Linked DNA regions of Mus musculus: region 1 is linked to region 2. Evidence: chromatin loops called from intact Hi-C (ENCODE). Cell type or tissue: left cerebral cortex. All regions are shown on one strand. Links, peaks and the distances in the headings refer to the core of each region. The heading gives the core; the rest is flanking DNA.

The links. Peaks named below come from ENCODE experiments on the same cell type or tissue, not always from the same donor. Only the 100,000 strongest peaks of a DNase experiment are listed, where the experiment ranks them.
Region 1: it touches region 2 in a loop (3-fold over the local background); 15 of 42 quality-filtered maps call a loop at or near these places.

The regions. Positions count from the first base shown.
Region 1 is chr7:100,660,839-100,666,214 of GRCm38, forward strand. It overlaps Plekhb1 (pleckstrin homology domain containing, family B (evectins) member 1), which reads right to left and starts at 1,556. Exons shown (of 9, transcript NM_013746.3): 1 at 1,320-1,556; 2 at 1,081-1,154. The coding sequence starts at 1,098. In left cerebral cortex, for the core only: a CTCF peak has its summit at 2,630; DNase peaks (open chromatin) are centred at 2,614, 3,279 and 4,760; H3K4me3 peaks cover 245 bases; H3K27ac peaks cover 1,078 bases.
Region 2 is chr7:100,517,807-100,523,182 of GRCm38, forward strand. No RefSeq gene overlaps it. Among named protein-coding and RNA genes, the nearest start is that of Dnajb13, 5.7 kb to the left of the region's middle. In left cerebral cortex, for the core only: a CTCF peak has its summit at 3,029 (motif pointing right); a DNase peak (open chromatin) is centred at 3,062.

The sequences.
Region 1 (5,376 bases), core at 52-5,051, 140 kb after region 2:
TGCTTCCAAATTGTATATGAAGCTCTATTCCTTCTCAGTGAACAACTAGAAAGGAAACACTTACATGAACCCCAACAGACTGAACATCCTTGTCCCAGCCCTGTAGCCGTATCCCCCCCCCCACCCCAAGGCTAGTCCTATGTAAAGAACCCAAGTCCTTTACAGACTGAAGAAAATAATACTCTCTGGAAACAAAAATAAGTGGAAATTATGCCTGAGTAGGAAAAAAAAAAAAAAACAGAGTGGGGTGGACCATATTTGGGAGGCTGACACAGCAGGACTGGGAAATCACAGACTAGCCTTGGCTACATAGTAAAGCCAGACTGGGCTATATATTAGATTCCTCACTACCACTTCACAAACAACTCTTCAAACAAACTACACATCACAACACACACACACACACACACACACACACACACACACACACACACAGAGTGCAGAGAGAAGCCAGGCTCCATCCCGGTTTCGGATGTTAGCGTTCTCTAGCTCTGTAAAGCACCACAGTGCTATAACGCAGCATGGAGCCCTCCCAATACAACTCTAGCTACCAGTCTACTGGAGGAGACTGGAGGTGAAAGTAGCCAATGCAAAGAGTGTGGCTTACCCAGGAGGAAGTCGCTCTTTGCCCAAGGGGTTCAGAAAGGCTTCCCCAAGGAAGCTGAGGGGTCGTGAAGGGGAAGTAACATTTCCCCAGTGTGGATCAAAGAACCTCACATAAGCACTGCTGGAAAGTCCAGGTCTTTAGTAGGCTTAGAAGATGAATGAGGGGTTGGGGAGAAGATGTGGGTTGGCAAGGGATAGCGCTGCAGAGGGTACCAGGCTAGAACAAGGACTGGGAGGCAGTGGACCGTGTGTATAGTGACTGCCTGGGGGAAATACGGTCAAAACAGGGGGTTAGGTCATATGATTAGCGGGTTACATGGTCCTGTCCCCTGGATCCGACCCTCCACAGTCGCTACTTTGACTAGCTCAGTCCATTCCCCACCTCTGCAGGAGCAGAGAATCCCAGAGACCAGGGCATTACCTATTTGGGAAGCCCCCCCCTTACTTCTTCCTACCCCAGAAACTCGTCCTTACCGGGGTTGCCGGGCTCATGGTTCCTGATGGTCAGAGCTGCATCCCCAAGAAGGTTCCAGAAGTGGGGCTTGACTCTGCCTTAGAGATAAAGGGATCAGGAAAGAGCTACCAAGCAGGCGCTGAAGGGAGAGGTAGGGAGGGACCGCACCAGTCCTAAAGAAAGTCACCCTCTTTTCCAGCCCCCTCCCGGGCTTTCCTGGCTGAGATCTCCTCTGTCCTTCTGTTTTTGGCCAAGTCACCTGGTGATTCCGAGGTGGTGTTGATCCAGGTCTCCAAGATAGGGTAGGGAGGAGGGTGGAATAAAGGAGACTGGAGATGGGGCAAGGCAGGTTCTCTGGCCCAGTTTAGGGCAGGGCTAAGTTTTCATTCTGAGGCCTAGCAGGCTGTGTCCATCTCCATCTCCCCAGTCGTGGCTGTGCGGCCTGGCTCCTTAAGTCTCCCTTCTTGGCTCCCCGGTCTCTTTAATCTTGACCCAGAGCCACCCCAGTGCTTCAGCCCTTTCGTGCTGTGCGTGCTCTGGGGGATTTAGCACAACAGATCCTATTAGCCAGTAGCTCATCCCCTCTTAGCAGCCCCAGCAACCGCATCTTTCAAACTACGCTGTTTTTCATCTCTGTGCCTTTAACTCATTCTCTGGTCTCTGGAAAGTCTCAACCCTACCCAATTTTGACTAATTTTTCTCCTTTCTATAACCGGGATGGGAGGAAGGAGAGAAAGAGACAGATGCCGGGCAGTGGTGGCGCACGCCTTTAACCCCAGCACTTGGGAGGCAGAGGCAGGCGGATTTGAGTTTGAGGCCAGCCTGGTCTACAGAGTGAGTTCCAGGACAGCCAGGGCTACACAGAGAAACCCTGTCTCAAAAAACAAAACAAGAGCCGGGCGTGGTGGCACATGCCTTTAATCCCAGCACTCGGGAGGCAGAGGCAGGCGGATTTCTGAGTTCGAGGCCAGCCTGGTCTACAAAGTGAGTTCCAGGACAGCCAGGGCTATAAAGAGAAACCCTGTCTCGAAAAACAAAAAACAAACAAACAAACAAACAAAACAAAAACAAAAAAAGAAATAGACAGATGGAAGAAAAAGAGAAGGAAGTTGAAGGGAGGAGGGAAGAGTGGAAAGGAACGGGAAGGAAGGAAGGGAGACAGGGAGCTATCTCTCCCGAGAATATTGGCAGGTTAAGCCGCTAAAATACTTCTATAGTCGCTATTATGTTGATAATGATCAGTTAAATTCTCATCTAGATACTCCTGAAGTTCATTTTCCTGCACATACGCAGAGGTTTGGGGGCAGGGTGATCTGACTCCCTCATTAGCAGCTCTGAAGATTCTCCTTTGCTGCTCTGGTTACCTTGAGGAAAAAAAAAAAAAGGCTTTTAAGTCAAACAGCCACGGGGATGCGCAGGATAACAGCTGATGACGCCAACTCCGGAAAGCAGCTTCAGCCTGGGCTGTTTCCAGCGGTTTGGATTACTAGGCTTGGTGAACTCTAGGTGAACCGGCTGCGACCAGCTGTCTCCATCTACTAGAGAGGGACACGCGTCCTCTAGTGGCCTAGAGAGGGACTGCTGTAACTGTTCTCCAGAAGCAAAGCATCGATTGTTCCAAAAGCAAACCTCCCTCCGTGCCTGTGACTGGCATTAAAGCGGTCAGGAGGAGATGGGTCCAACACGAGGCCGCTGACTGTATAAGTGGGTTGCTCAGCCTCATTTAGTCACCAAAGACACCTTCCTTCTCTGGTGTTGCTCATTAGGCCTAATAGAAAGCTTCTCCGGGCAATTTCTTACCTACTGTGGTACATGTCAGCTGGTAACTGATAGAAGAAGCGGCAGGGACAGAAGAGTGGCACTGACAGACTGGCCATGAAGGTGGCAAGGTGACAAGGTGCTTAACAGTTAAAGAAAAGCTGTCAGGACAGAAAGAAGGGTGACAGAGGCAGAGAGATGGCAAGAGAGCTAGGAGAACTGAGACTAGCCCCGGTCGCGGAAGGAGCCAATAAGTCTTTAGGGCCGGTCAGCTGTAACGCTGACCGCCACCAAGGGCTGAGGATTCCTTGTGAGTAGGTCTGCCTGAAAGCTGAAATGCCAGTCGCAGCCATAGACTGAGGAATCCTGACTTCCTAAGTCTTCACTAATGCTGTCACACTTACAGGGCTAAGTGTCCCAATTCCAGAGGCATCCAAGACTGTGACACTAGAGGGTCCCGCCTACTGCCTCACCCACCTGTCTACACTCAGAGCTGCCAGAGACCAGCATTTGAGAGTATCTCCTTGTCAACCACGATTTCTATATGGGCGAAGCAGAGAGGATCCAGGAGGCTGATTGCAGAAGGACTGAAGGAAGCCAGGGAGAGAAGGGAGGAGAGAGGAAACAACCAAGCAAGCTGGCCTCAGAGTCTGAACCTTGGTCCTGCCACCTCCCGCCAGAATCCTCTCTGGTTCTTCCTCCTCCCCTCCTTAGATGGGCAGCTAAGCATCTTCCTCAGAGGGGTGGGGGAGGGGCGGTGCAAACATCTCCCAGATTACACTCTCCGGATTTAGCAACCAGAAGAAAAGGGAAGATTCTCCAACAGCAGTGCAAACTTCAATGAAAAGATTCTCCATCAGCCTCATAAAGAAGGATGCAGAGACAGGGAAAAGAAGGAAGCTGGGAAAACCAAAACCACAGATCTAGATACTGAATTGTTTGGTTGGTTGGTTGGGTCTGTACTTTGCTTTTCTCCAGACAGGGTTTCTCTGTGTAGCCCTGACTGTCTTGGAACTCACTCTGAAGACCAAGCTAGCCTCAAACTCAGAGATCCGTCTGCCTCTGTCTCCCGAGTTCTTGGATTAAAGGCATGCACCACCACTACCCAGCACCAATACTGAATTTAAATACAGCCAGATTTGGTATGTGTCCCTGGACAATGACTGGCTCCAAGAAGTTAATAAAAGGTGAGCTAACAGGTTGTGGGCATGCCTGTAATGTAACCAGTTGGGTAGCTGAGGCAGGAAGATCAGCCTGGACTATAGAGCAAAACCAGCTCAAAAATAAATAAATAGATAGATAGATAGATAGATAGATAGATAGATAAAAAAAAGCAAAAGCAGACTTTCCCCAGGGAGAGAGGAACACCTTTTAAATATAAACTCTGGAAATTCATTGAGTATTTGTTTGTTTGTTTTTAATTACAAAAGTATTACTTATCAAAGCTGAAGAGATGGCTCAGGGGTTAAGAGCACTATCTGTTCTTCCTGAGTTCAATTCCCAGCAACCACATGGTGGCTCACAACCATCTGCAGTGGGATCCAATGACTTCTTCTGGTATGTCTGAAGACAGCTACAGTGTACCCACATACATAAAATAAATGAATCAATCTTTTAAAAATGTATTACTTATGTGTATGGATTTTTCCCTGCATATATATCTGGCACCACGTGTGTGCCTGGTGCTCAGGGAGACTGGAAGAGGTCAGCAGATTCTCCAGAACTTGAGTGGCACATGATTGTGAGCTGCCGTGTAGGTGTTAGAATTGACATGGATCCTCTGAAAGAGCAGCCAGGGCTCCTATCTCAGCTACCTCTCCAACCCTACTTCTTTTTTCTTGGTTTTTTTTTAAGATTTAATAATTTTTATTTTATATGTATGGGAGCTTTGCCTGCATGCTTGTCTGTGTACCATATGGTGCCTGAGGAGGCCAGAAAAGGGTGTTGGATGCCTGGAACTGGAGTTACAGATGGTTGAGCTATCACGTGGGTGCTGGAAACTGAACCCAGATTCTCTGGAAGAGCAACAAGTACTTTGTTTGTTTGTTTGGTTGGTTGGTTTGGTTTGGGGGTTGTTTTTTTTGTTTGTTTGGTTGGTTGGTTGGTTGGGGTTTTTTTTTTGGTGGGGGGGTTCTAGACAGGGTTTCTCTGTGTAGCCTTGGCTGTCCTGGAACTAACTCACTTTGTAGACCAGGCTGGCCTCGAACTCAGAAATCTGCCTGCCTCTGCCTCCCACTGCCTGGCACAACAAGTGCTCTTAACTGCTGTGCCGTCTCTCCATGCCCCACATCCATTTCCTTTTTTAAAGTTTTACTCTGGGATAGACAAGCTGTAGTCAAGAGGAGAAAGGAGACAGAAAAAGCTCTGCCGCCTGAGTTAAGCTGACAGGGAGGTCAGCCACATGACAGACACAGCAGGTAGAGGGGCTTAGGAGAATCCTAAAGCAAGCAAGAAAGCACACTCTAGCTCTGGCCAGATAGAAAGGAGAGAAACCTTGCACCTTTCTGAGTGAAGGTGAGCAGCCCCAACTGAGCCCCAGGGCAGTTCACACATGGGAA
Region 2 (5,376 bases), core at 312-5,311:
GTAGTGTCCCCTTCCTGTCCCCTCCCTGTCTGCTTGTCCCTCTCTGCTTCTCTTTGTGGCTTTACTGTACATGAACATGTCTGATGATGTTTGACAGACAACTACAACTGGCTCGTTCTGATCACTTCTAACACACCTGCCCTTTCATACTTTAAATTTTATATAAATGATATCCTGTACAGACAAGTCTCTTGAGCAGTGACGTTCACAGAGGGCCTATCACTCAGCTGTGAGGTAGCCTGATGCAGTTGTTCTCATTTTCATCGGCAATGTCAGCATGTGAGCTTGACCTTCCCACCCATTCCTGATGTCAACACAGTGAGTTTGAGACCACCCTGTGCTACACAAGAGTCTGGCTCAAACAGGCAAGATGGGGGCTTGAGCTTGGATTCCCAGCACCATGTAAAAGTGAGGTGGAAGTGTAACCTCAGTGCTGGCAGGCAGAGGCAGGTGTGTCCTGGGGTTCACTGGCCATATGGGAAACCTGCACTTCCTGGTTTCCACCTGAGCACACATGGGAAAGCACACCCTTATACACGCATGCAACAGACATGCAAAAATTCCCAGCCACGAGGACAGAGATGAGTCTCCTAAGAGAACAGATAGCAATCTCCTAAGGAACATACATTTTGCCAAGAATCACAGGACCTAAAGAAGTCACAGAAACCATGACCAAGGTCACGAGTGCACTCTTGAGGATATAGCAAGGCCTTAGTAAAGCCTACTGAGTTTAAGCACAAGGCTCCAAAGGAGACCAACTGTAAGCTCAACTGATTTGTTTACAGTGTTCACCCCAAGCTTGGGATAATAGGATCTTTCAGCCCAAGGACAATACAAAGACTCAAACCAAGGTTCAGGCTCCTGCCATACTTGCAACTCCAGCTTTGGCTCCCAGAAGTGCCCAGACTCCCCATGACGCCTCCATAGTAAAGGTCTCTGCCAACACAGACACAGGGGCATGGTCGGGAACTCTGGACTGCTTTTTCCCTTGGGTTAGTCTCTTCCTGTGTTGTTAGCGTAGTATGTAGTTGTAGATGGATATCATCAGTTATCGGATAATCTGAGTCCTGTGGCTCCCAGTATGAGGTTCTAAGGACAAAAATAGCTTCTGTGTTATTCTTGTCCAATGTGAAACCTAAATCGAATGAGGAAATAACAGATAAACCCAACCCAAGAGCATAACTCCAATTGGATTCTGTTCCGAACTCATCAGGCTCATGAAAGACAAGGAAAAGCTGGGAAACTCCGTCCGAGAAAAAGCACTGTAATGTGCTCCATGCTCCTGGATCAGATCCTGGGCCACCGAGGACAGGGTGGCTAGGAAAGGCGTTGCTAGGATAACAGAATGCAGCCTGCAGACTGGGTAACAGGACAGAAACAATGGTGATTGCCTTGTTCTCATAGCTGCATAGTGATGAGGCAGGAGAATGACTTTCACTTTAGCAAAAGCATCCTGGAGTATTTTAGAATGACAGGGTGGAGTGTTTATGCATTACACTAAAATGGGCCAGGAAAAACATACAGCATATACAAACTGTGTGTACAGAATTATAACAACTGAACAGGAACATACAGGACTCTTTTGTACTGGTGTGTGTGTGTGTGTGTGTGTGTATTAGTCAGGGTTCTCTAGAGTCACAGAACTTATGGATAGTCTCTAAATAGTAAAGGAATTTATTGATGACTTACAGTCGGCAGCCCAATTCCCAACAATTGTTCAGTCGCAGCTGTGAATGGAAGTCCAAGGATCTAGCAGTTACTCAGTCTCACGCAGCAAGCAGGCGAAGGAGCAATAGCAAGAGCTAGACTCCCTTCTTCCAATGTCCTTATATTGTCTCCAGCAGAAGGTGTAGCCCAGATTAAAGGTGTGTTCCTTAAACTCGGAGATTCAATCTTCTGGAATCCATAGCCACTATGGCTCAAGATCTTCAAACCAAGATCCAGATAAGGATCTCCAAGCCTCCAGATAAGGGTCACTGGTGAGCCTTCCAATTCCGGATTGTAGTTCATTCCAAATATTGTCAAGTTGACAACCAGGAATAGCCACTACAGTGTGTGTGTGTGTGTGTGTGTGTGTGTGTGTGTGTGTGCGCGCGCGTGTGCCTGTGTGCAACATGGGTCCCTGCACAGTTGTACGTGCATATGAAGGCCAGAAGTCAATATTGAAGTCAATGTTGGGTATCTTTCTCCTTTGCTCTTCATCTTATTTTTTGAGGCAGTGTCTCTCACTGAACCTGGATCATGGATTGGCTAGACTGGTTGACCAGCAAGCCCCAAAGATTCTCCTGTTTCTACCTTCTAGCAACAAGCTTTCAGGCACACCTCACTGTCATTCATGCTCAGCTTTTTACATGATTCCCGGGATCATGATTCCCAGGATCTAAACTCTGTACCTCATGTTTGTGGAGCAAGCACTTTACCCACTGAACCACCTCTCCCCACCCCCCACCCTTTCTCTGTGTGTGCATGCGTGTGTAAACACGCAGAGACTGGTTCTCTTGAATGTCACCTGAGCTCTAAGGACCAACCCTTATCATCAAGCTTGGCAGCAAGTTCCCTTGCTCACTGAGACGTCTTGATGAAACGACTCCCCACCTTTTTATGGATTCACTGGAACTTGCTATGAGATAAGACCAGGTTGTTTACCCCCTGCCTCTGTGCTCCAACAGCTGCGATAAGAGGTGCACACCAGGGCTGGAGAGATGGCTCAGTGGTTAAGAGCACCGACTGCTCTTCTGAAGGCCCTGAGTTCAAATCCCAGCAACCACGTGGTGGCTCACAACCATCTGTAATGATAACTGAATCTGTTCTGGGGTGTCTGAAGACAGCTACAGTGTACTTACATATAATAAATAAATAAACCTTAAAAAAGGAGGTTCACACCACATTTTGTATGATTCTTGTAAATTTTACACATGATTGAAATAATTTAAAATAGAATACAAAATGTATATACACAAAGAAGCCTTTATCCATGGTGAGGACTTTGGCGGGCAGTGAGAGATCCAGGCACTTCTCACTGGACGTCACAAGGGGGCGCTGGAGAACCGGGGAAGGCGTCTTTGCCGAAAACTGAGCTGCTTTGCTTTACAGCAGACAAGATGGACAACAGAGAATCAGAGCGGTCACAACCAGGACATCAGCTCTAGAAAACTCTAGAAAACATAGTGGTGTGGGTACGGAGAGCAGACCCAGTGATGAAGAGCATTTGCTGTTCTTGCAGAGGACCTGAGTTTGATTCCCATCACCCACAATTAGCCAGCTCACTCTTGCCTGTAACATAGCTCCAGGGGAATCTATGCCACACACATATCACGTGACACACACATATTTTAAAGATACATAATTTTAAAATTTTTATTAGATATTTTCTTTATTTACATTTCAAATACTATCCCGAAAGCTCCCTATACCCTCCCCCCCACCCTGCCCCACAACCCACCCACTCCCACTTCTTGGCCCTGGTGTTCCCCTGTACTGGGGCATATAAAGTTTGCAAGACTTAGGGGCCTCTCTTCCCAGCTACATATGCAGCTGGAGACACGAGCTCTGGGAGTACTGGTTAGTTTATATTGTTGTTCCACCTATAGGGTTGCAGACCCCTTCAGCTCCTTGGGTACTTTCTCTAGCTCCTCCATTGGGGGCCCTGTGTTCCATCCAATAGATGACTGTGAGCATCCACTTCTGTATTTGCCAGGCACTGGCATAGCCTCACTAAAGATACATAATTTTTAAAGGGGTGTGTGTGTGTGTGTGTGTGTGTGTGTGTATGTGTGCGCACATTGATCAGGCCAATGTCACCTTCATCTTGTTTCCTGTTTTGTTTTTAATTTGATAACATCTTTAAGTTGATACCTTAAAGTTGGCAGTGAGATCTCAGATTTACATAGCGCTTTGCACCTAGTAGTTTTTGCTTGTTTGTTTGTATGTTTGTTAAAACAAACCCAGTTTGGTCAAATGTGAATTCATTTTGCTTTTGTACTGATAAGTTAATATTTATACAGTTTAAAAGGCATAAAAATTGCTTGGCATTATTTTGTTTGAGAGCATGGAGCCAGGCGATGGTGATAGCGGTGCACACTTTTAATCCTAGCATGGATTCCAGTACTTGGGAGGCAGAGGCAAGTGGTTCTCTGTGAGTTCGAAGGTTAGCCTGGGCTACAAAGGAAGATCCAGGGCAGCCAGGGCTGTGCAGATAGAGCCTGTATCAAAAACAAAATAAGTAAATAAAACACAAGTGCTGGAGAGCTAGAGATGGCTCAGGGATTAAGTGCTGGCTCTGTGAGGACCTGCCGGATGACTACGGTAGAAGGACGGCTGACTGGAGTGTCACCTCACCACGAGTCAGGGTCCATCCTCTTTACTATCACTTCTTTCTAAGGGATCAGGGGTTTGAAAGTGATAACATCACACCAGATTGTCTCAACAGCGTGTGCAAATCTGATTCTCCCATAGGGCAACCTGGACCAAGAATTCACAGCTCAAAGGAAGTCTAGTATTCTTTAATTTCAAAAAGTGTTACTCTGGGGACTGCAGAGATGTCTCATTGGTTAAGAACACTTGGTATTTTACCAAAGGCCATGTTGAGCAACTCACAGATGCCTGTAATTTCAGCTCCAGGGAATCCAGCGCCCTCTCCTGGCCTCTACAGGCACCCACAACAATGGCATACATGTACGTACACACACACACACACACACACACACACACACACACACAGAGAGAGAGAGAGAGAGAGAGAGAGAGAGAGAGATAAAAATAAACCTTCAGGGTCTGGAGAGATGATTAAGAGCACTGAATGCTCTTCCAGAGGTCCGGAGTTCAATTCCCAACAACCGCACCACATGGTGGCTCACAACCATCTGTAATGGAATCCAATGCCCTCTTCTGGTGTGCTGAAGACAGAGACAGTGTGCTCACATTGTACATAAAATAAATATATCTAATATAAATAAATAAATCCTCAAAAAGAAAATTTGAAAACAAAACCCTACTGTTAACCTTCATTAATCTAGGGAGTTGTGGGGGGATGGGTTTTCAGATGGGCTCTTACATTCAAGCTGGTTGCAGACTCACCCTGTTGCTGAAGAGGTCTTGAACTTCTGACCTTCTCGCTTCAGCTTCCAGAGTACTGGGAACACAGCTGTACACCACCATGCCGAGCTTGAGTCAGAGAGATTTATTGACCACAAGAGTAAGAGAGGGGCCATCACAGGGTGTGCTTCCAGCACCTCTGACTGGTCAGCGCTGCTCTATAGGACACAGGTAGTCTGAAACCCCATTGGTGTTGTGCATGGCTCAGCACAGGGTCAGCTCCTGAGGTGGGGGTGGGGGGCACCAATAGACTGGGTCTCTCTGCATCTCTAAGTTGTATGC